Regions from separate parts of the Homo sapiens genome. Here region 2 is linked to region 1. Evidence: read pairs that join two places in POLR2A ChIA-PET (ENCODE). Cell type or tissue: Panc1. All regions are shown on one strand. Each heading gives the region's core, and the rest is flanking DNA. Links, peaks and the distances in the headings are about the cores only. Region 1 overlaps DMXL1-DT (DMXL1 divergent transcript). Region 2 overlaps DMXL1 (Dmx like 1).

Region 1 (2,922 bases), core at 284-2,783:
GGGATGTAAGCTATTTGATAACTTCTATTAAAGAGTTGATGGTTCTCCCAGGAAATTCCACTGTTTGCTATTTTTTAAAATTAATTACTTAATTTAGAGAAAGGGTCTCACTCTGTTACCCAGGCTGGAATGCAGTGGCATTATCTTGGCTCACTGCAGCCTCAACCTCCTGGGCTCAAGCAATCTCCTACCTCAGGCTCCTGAGTAGCTGGGACTACAGGCACATGCCACCACACCTGGCTAATTTTTGAAATTTTTTCATAGAGATGGGGTCTCACCAGGTTGCTCAGGCTGGTCTTGAACTGCTGGCCTCAAGCAGTCCTCCTGCCTCACCCTCCCAAAATACTGGGATTACAGGTGTGAATCACCATGCCCAGCCCCTTGATATTTTAGATCAAGAGTTTATATTTGTTTGCCTTTTCCTGGGAAAATCAACAATAGTCCTGGGCAACTACGCCTAGAATTTTATTGAGGTACACTCCTACTTTTCACAATTCCTTAACCAAGAATTCAAAGAATGTAAGTTTCTCAGTGATTCTACCTGTATTCAAAATGGAAGCCAGGTGTGGTGGTGCATGCCTGTAGTCCCAGCTACTCTGGAGGCTGAGGTGGGAGGATTGCTTGAGACCAGGAGTTCGAGACCAGCCTGGGCAACATAATAAGATGCTATGTTTAAGTAAAAAAACAAATAAACAACAACAACAAAGATAAACAACATAAACCCCAAATGTAGATTACTTTTTGTTGTGTTCTAAAGATGAGGTAAATCCTAAGACTGATTCCATCTCTTTACTTGCTGTTTTAGCTCAGAAATGCCATAAGGTTTCCAAAGAGAAGTTATAATTTTATAAAAGTAAAGTTCATTAGCTAGGACATGATTTATCCTTAGTTGGTTCAATCTGCTATAACAAAATATCATAAACTAGATAGCTTATAAAAAACAGAAATTTATTTCTCACAGTTCTGGAGACTGGGAATTCCAGGATTAAGGCAGATTCAGTGTCTGCTGAGGGCCCTCATTCTCACTTCACTTCATAGTGCCTTCTCCATGTGTCTTTACATGGTGGAAGGGGCAAGGGTCTCTCTGTGTCTTTTTTTATTTTTAAACCAAACTTTCCTTACATAGAGTTTTTTAGAAATGGGGTCTCACTATCTTGCCCAGGCTGGACTCAAACTCCAGGGCTCAAGCGTCCTCCTGACTCAGCCTCCCTGATAGCTAGGACTACAGGCACATAACATTGCATCTGTTTTGTATCTCTTTTATAAAGGCACTAATGGCCAGGTGCAGTGGCTCACACCTGTAATCCCAGCACTTTGGGAGGCCGAGGCGGGTGGATCACCTGAGGTCAGGAGTTCGAGACCAGCCTGGCCAACATAGTGAAACCCCGTCTCTGCTAAAAATACAAAAAAAAAATTAGCCAGGCATGGTGGCAGGCGCCTGTAATCCCAGCTACTCGGGTGGCTGAGGCAGGAGAATCGCTTGAACCTGGGAGGCAGAGGTTGCAGTGAGCTGAGATCACGCCATTGCACTCCAGCCTGGGTGACAGAGCAAGACTCCATCTCAAAAAAAAAAAAAAAAAAAAAAAAAGGCACTAATCTCATTCATGAGGGCTCAGCCCAAATGACCTCATGACTTCAAAGGCCCTATCATCTAACACCATCACCTTGGGGCTTAGGATTTCAACATATACGGTTTTTGGGGGGTACAGAAACATTCAGACCATAGCACATCCCAAGGAGATAAATCCTTCTGACAGATTATAGGCCATTTGAAACTTTGCTAAGCCACTAACTAAGACACAATTAAGAAGACTCCTAGTTGACATTGGCTTTTTCAGGCAGTGGGCGCCCAACAGTGTGTAGAAGTCAAGGGAAAGCTTCCCCTCTGCCTTCTACATTTTCACTGAAAATTAACTTACAATAAGCAGATTAATAGGAGAAAAAGGCATGCAAAACTTACTAACATGCATATGGATACAGGAGCCATATACAAAGTATGAGACTAGAAGAGGAGCCAGATGGTCGAGGCTTATATAGATTTATGGCAGCAGATACTATTTTGTAAATGAGACTATTTTGTAGATGAGACCAAGAGTTGCAAGTTATGGGAGGGTGAGGGGCAGAATGGCACAGAAACAAAGCTTGTCTCATTACACAGATAAAGTCTTCCACATAATCTGTGGGCCCTGCCCTCAGATGAACAGACGAAAAGCCTGTCTGGGTGTGGTGATTCCTTGTAGCTTCTCCTCTCTAGGTGGCTAATTTTTCCTGGTTATTTGATGAGATTCCTGGGGAGGGGTTCTTAAGTCAATTGCATTTCTTTTTTTTTTTTTTTTTTTTTGAGACAGGGTCTCACTCTGTCACCCAGGCTAGAGTGCAGTGGCACGATCTCAACTCACTGCAACCTCTGCCTCCCAGGTTCAAGAGATTCTCCTGCCTCAGCCTCCCAAGTAGCTGGAATTACAGGCAAGTGCCATCGTGCCTGGCTAATTTTTGTATTTTCAGTACAGACGGGGTTTCAGTAGAGATGTTGGCCAGGCTGGGACAATTGCATTTCTGTTGGAAGAATTTTTCTTAGTCCCATATGAAAATTCCAGAGGAGAGTCCCTCTTGGTGCTTTGGGAAAGAGAATGAGAGACAGGGAGGTAGCATAGAGATAGACTTTAAGTCTGCTTCTTCAGTGTAGCATGTCAAAGCACCATATTTTGGGGTATCATTTTCTTTTTCTTTTTTTCTGAGACAGGGTCTCGCCCTGTTGCTCACTGCAGCCTCGAATTCCTGGGCTCAAGCAATCCTCCCACCTTAGCCTCCCAAGTAGTTGGGACTACAGGTACATACCACCACACCCAGCTAAATTTTTATTTTATTTTTTGTAGATACAGGGTTTCACTATGTTTCCTAGTCTGGTCTTAAACTTTAAAC
Region 2 (2,922 bases), core at 264-2,763, 180 kb before region 1:
GAAACCACCAACTAACTTCTAACTAGATGCTTATCAATTAGAAACCCCCAACTAACTTCTAACTGAGGACTTTCCACTTAACCAATCAAATACTGTCTTTGTTGTGCTTCCTTGAACACCTTATAAAAGTTTTCCCCTCATGCCACCTCGGTGAAGCCTTAATGGCTTCTGGTCTGGTGTTGCCCAGTTCATGAATTTGAGCTGAAAGCTAAAATAAACTCATTAAATTTTTAATGTACCTATGTTTTAAGAGTTCTCAGCAGAGGAACATGAAGGAGATCCCCTGATGATGACCTCCAGGAGCAACAAGTAACCAGGCACAGTTACCTCCTGGTAGGCCCCTTGTGCCTACTGTTTCTCACTGTGCATTTGAAGGTTACCGCTTGACCTGAAACCTGCAACTTTTATCCTTTAAGCATTTTTCATTCAGATCAGGTCTAGAAGTCAGACTGAACCTGACTGGATTGGGTCCAGTCAGAGGCCTCAGGTAGATAAGATTTTGGAAGGACAAGAAATCATGGGTTCATCTGAATTTAAGGAATTCAAAAACTCCTCCAACTGGAACTCCAGCTAATTTTATGCATAAACATTATGGACCCAGAACCTGTGCTTTCCTAGAGAAATGAGTATATTTACCAAAGACAATTTAGAATTATGGTGGCCACAACAGGGAAGTTTTTAATTTACACAAAATTGTCCATCTACAGGAAGCACTAAATAAAAGGGAATCTCTAATGCTTCACAAACAGTGGGAGGCATTTTTTGATTGGTATGCAGAGGCTACTAGAAGACTAAATGAACTGTAAATTGTCTCTCTAAAAGAGTCTTTACAAAAGACAAATGAGAAATCTTAAAAGTCTTCAACAAATAATAGTAAAGTTTTAGCAATCTGGGTGGGTAATCTTGTCCCATTTTCAGAAACACAATTTGGATCCAGATATCCTATTTATTTATTTATTTATTTATTTTGAGACGGAGTCTTGTTCTGTTGCCCAGGCTGGAGTGCAATCGTGTGATCTCGGCTCACTGTAACCTCCACCTCCTGGGTTCAAGTGATTCTCCTGCCTCAGCCTCCTGAGTAGATGGGACTACAGGCGTGTGCCACCACGCCCAGCTAATTTTTTGTATTTTTAGTAGAGGTGGGGTTTTACCATGTTAGCCAGGTTGGTATCAATCTCCTTACCTTGTGATCTGCCCGCCTTGGCCTCCCAAAGTGCTGGGATTACAGGCGTGAGCCACTGTGCCCGGCCCAGATATCCTTTTTATAAACGACTGAGTTTGATATTTTGTATCTGGCAGATCGCCAAAATTTAGAAGGAAAACTATAGAATCTGCTTCTGCCTGTATGTTTGTGTATGACTTTATATATGTTAAATATATGTAATATTTTTCTATCACCAGATGGTATTGTCAAAATTAATTTTTAATAATTATATCTAACGCACTTAAAATAAGCACTTATATAAATTAAGTATTCCTTAAACTTTTAGAAAGATAGAAACAGACCCAAATGTTTTTCAAGTTCATCTGATGTGGGATAATCTTTGGTAAATGAAAGCAAATTTAAGTTTGTTGGTTTAATTAAAGCAGGCATATCCTTAAGAGTTACCAGCACTAAATATAATGTGATATACAACTTTTATTTTACTTAGGCTTACTAGTCAAATACACTCATGTTATCTTTGTTACAAAATTTGTCAGCAAAAAATAAATAATGACTAACTTGATGGCTGGCCTTGTCTGGTGTTATGTCTACTTCAAAACAGTTTTCCAAATCCCTTTGACAACTTATACCCTTAGTATTTCATTAAGTTAAATTAAATGATGGATATTAATTGAATATCTAGATCACTTCCAAATTACATAAAATACTAAAACATTAATTGCTAAACATAAGCTTATCTACTTTTGGCTTCTTATTGCAGAAGAATAAAGATATTTGGGTCTGTTAGTAAAGGTGTCCTGTGACACACTGAAAAACTATACTATGAAAAAGAACATGCTTCTGTAAATTATGAAAGATATAGATTTGCTACTCTATAGAATGCTGGTGTGACTGACAGTGCACAACTGCTTATTACCTAGTTTTCACTAGAAACTAACATTACTAACAGTTAAGAATTCTAATCAATATATGTAATTAAAACTACTGAAAATAGATAAATAATTTTGTATGTCAGGAAAGTAAGATGTTTTTGGAATGTGAAGCTATGAGGTATGAAGGATGTTTTTCTTATGGGAAAAAGAATAATTTTTGTCCTAAAGCAGACTGTTCCATATTGGGAAAGAGGAAGAGTACAGAACAAAATATGCATGGATACGAGAATGCTATACAGGGTTTGTGTAAGAGGAATTTGGAAAAATAATTTTATGTGTGGCCAAGCTGGCTAATATGTGTGTATTTATATATGTTATTAAAAGAATGATGAGCCTTAATATCAGAAGTACATTGGTGCAAAGTTTTACTGGAGTATTGGTTTTCTCTTGACAAGAGATTATGAAAGGTTTTCCTTTACCTTTTAAGCAATCTGACCACAAAATCGAGATTTTGTTTTATCAAGATAATTTCCTGTGCTTCATGTCTTTTTAGGTCTTTGATTACCTAGACCTAATGTTAATATTATTATTTTTACCTTTTAAGCAATCTGACTACAAAATCGAGATTTTGTTTTTTTGTCTTTTTTTTTTTTCCTTTATTGTGGAGAATGGGGTCTCCCTATATTGCCCAGGCAGGTCTTGAACTCCTGGGCTCAAGCTATCCCCACACCTCTGCCTCCCTAAGAGGTGGGATTACAGACATGAGTCACCGCGCCCAGCCGAGATTTTGTTTTATCAAGATAATTTCCTGTGCTTCATGTCTTTTTAGGTCTTTGATTACCTAAGACCTAATGTTAATATTAACATTATTATTAAATTAGCTAT

The links. ChIA-PET counts read pairs that join two places held together with the same protein. Peaks named below come from ENCODE experiments on the same cell type or tissue, not always from the same donor. Only the 100,000 strongest peaks of a DNase experiment are listed, where the experiment ranks them.
Region 2: POLR2A ChIA-PET joins it to region 1 with 5 read pairs; 2 of 35 experiments call an interaction of 5 or more read pairs at or near these places.

The regions. Positions count from the first base shown.
Region 1 is chr5:119,051,842-119,054,763 of GRCh38, reverse strand. All of the region lies in intron 1 of DMXL1-DT (DMXL1 divergent transcript), which reads left to right. Among named protein-coding and RNA genes, the nearest start is that of DMXL1-DT, 18 kb to the left of the region's middle. In Panc1, for the core only: no CTCF peak of the experiment used is centred there; no DNase peak of the experiment used is centred there.
Region 2 is chr5:119,228,929-119,231,850 of GRCh38, reverse strand. The region is part of intron 38 of DMXL1 (Dmx like 1); the gene reads right to left. Among named protein-coding and RNA genes, the nearest start is that of MIR5706, 76 kb to the right of the region's middle. In Panc1, for the core only: no CTCF peak of the experiment used is centred there; a DNase peak (open chromatin) is centred at 1,687.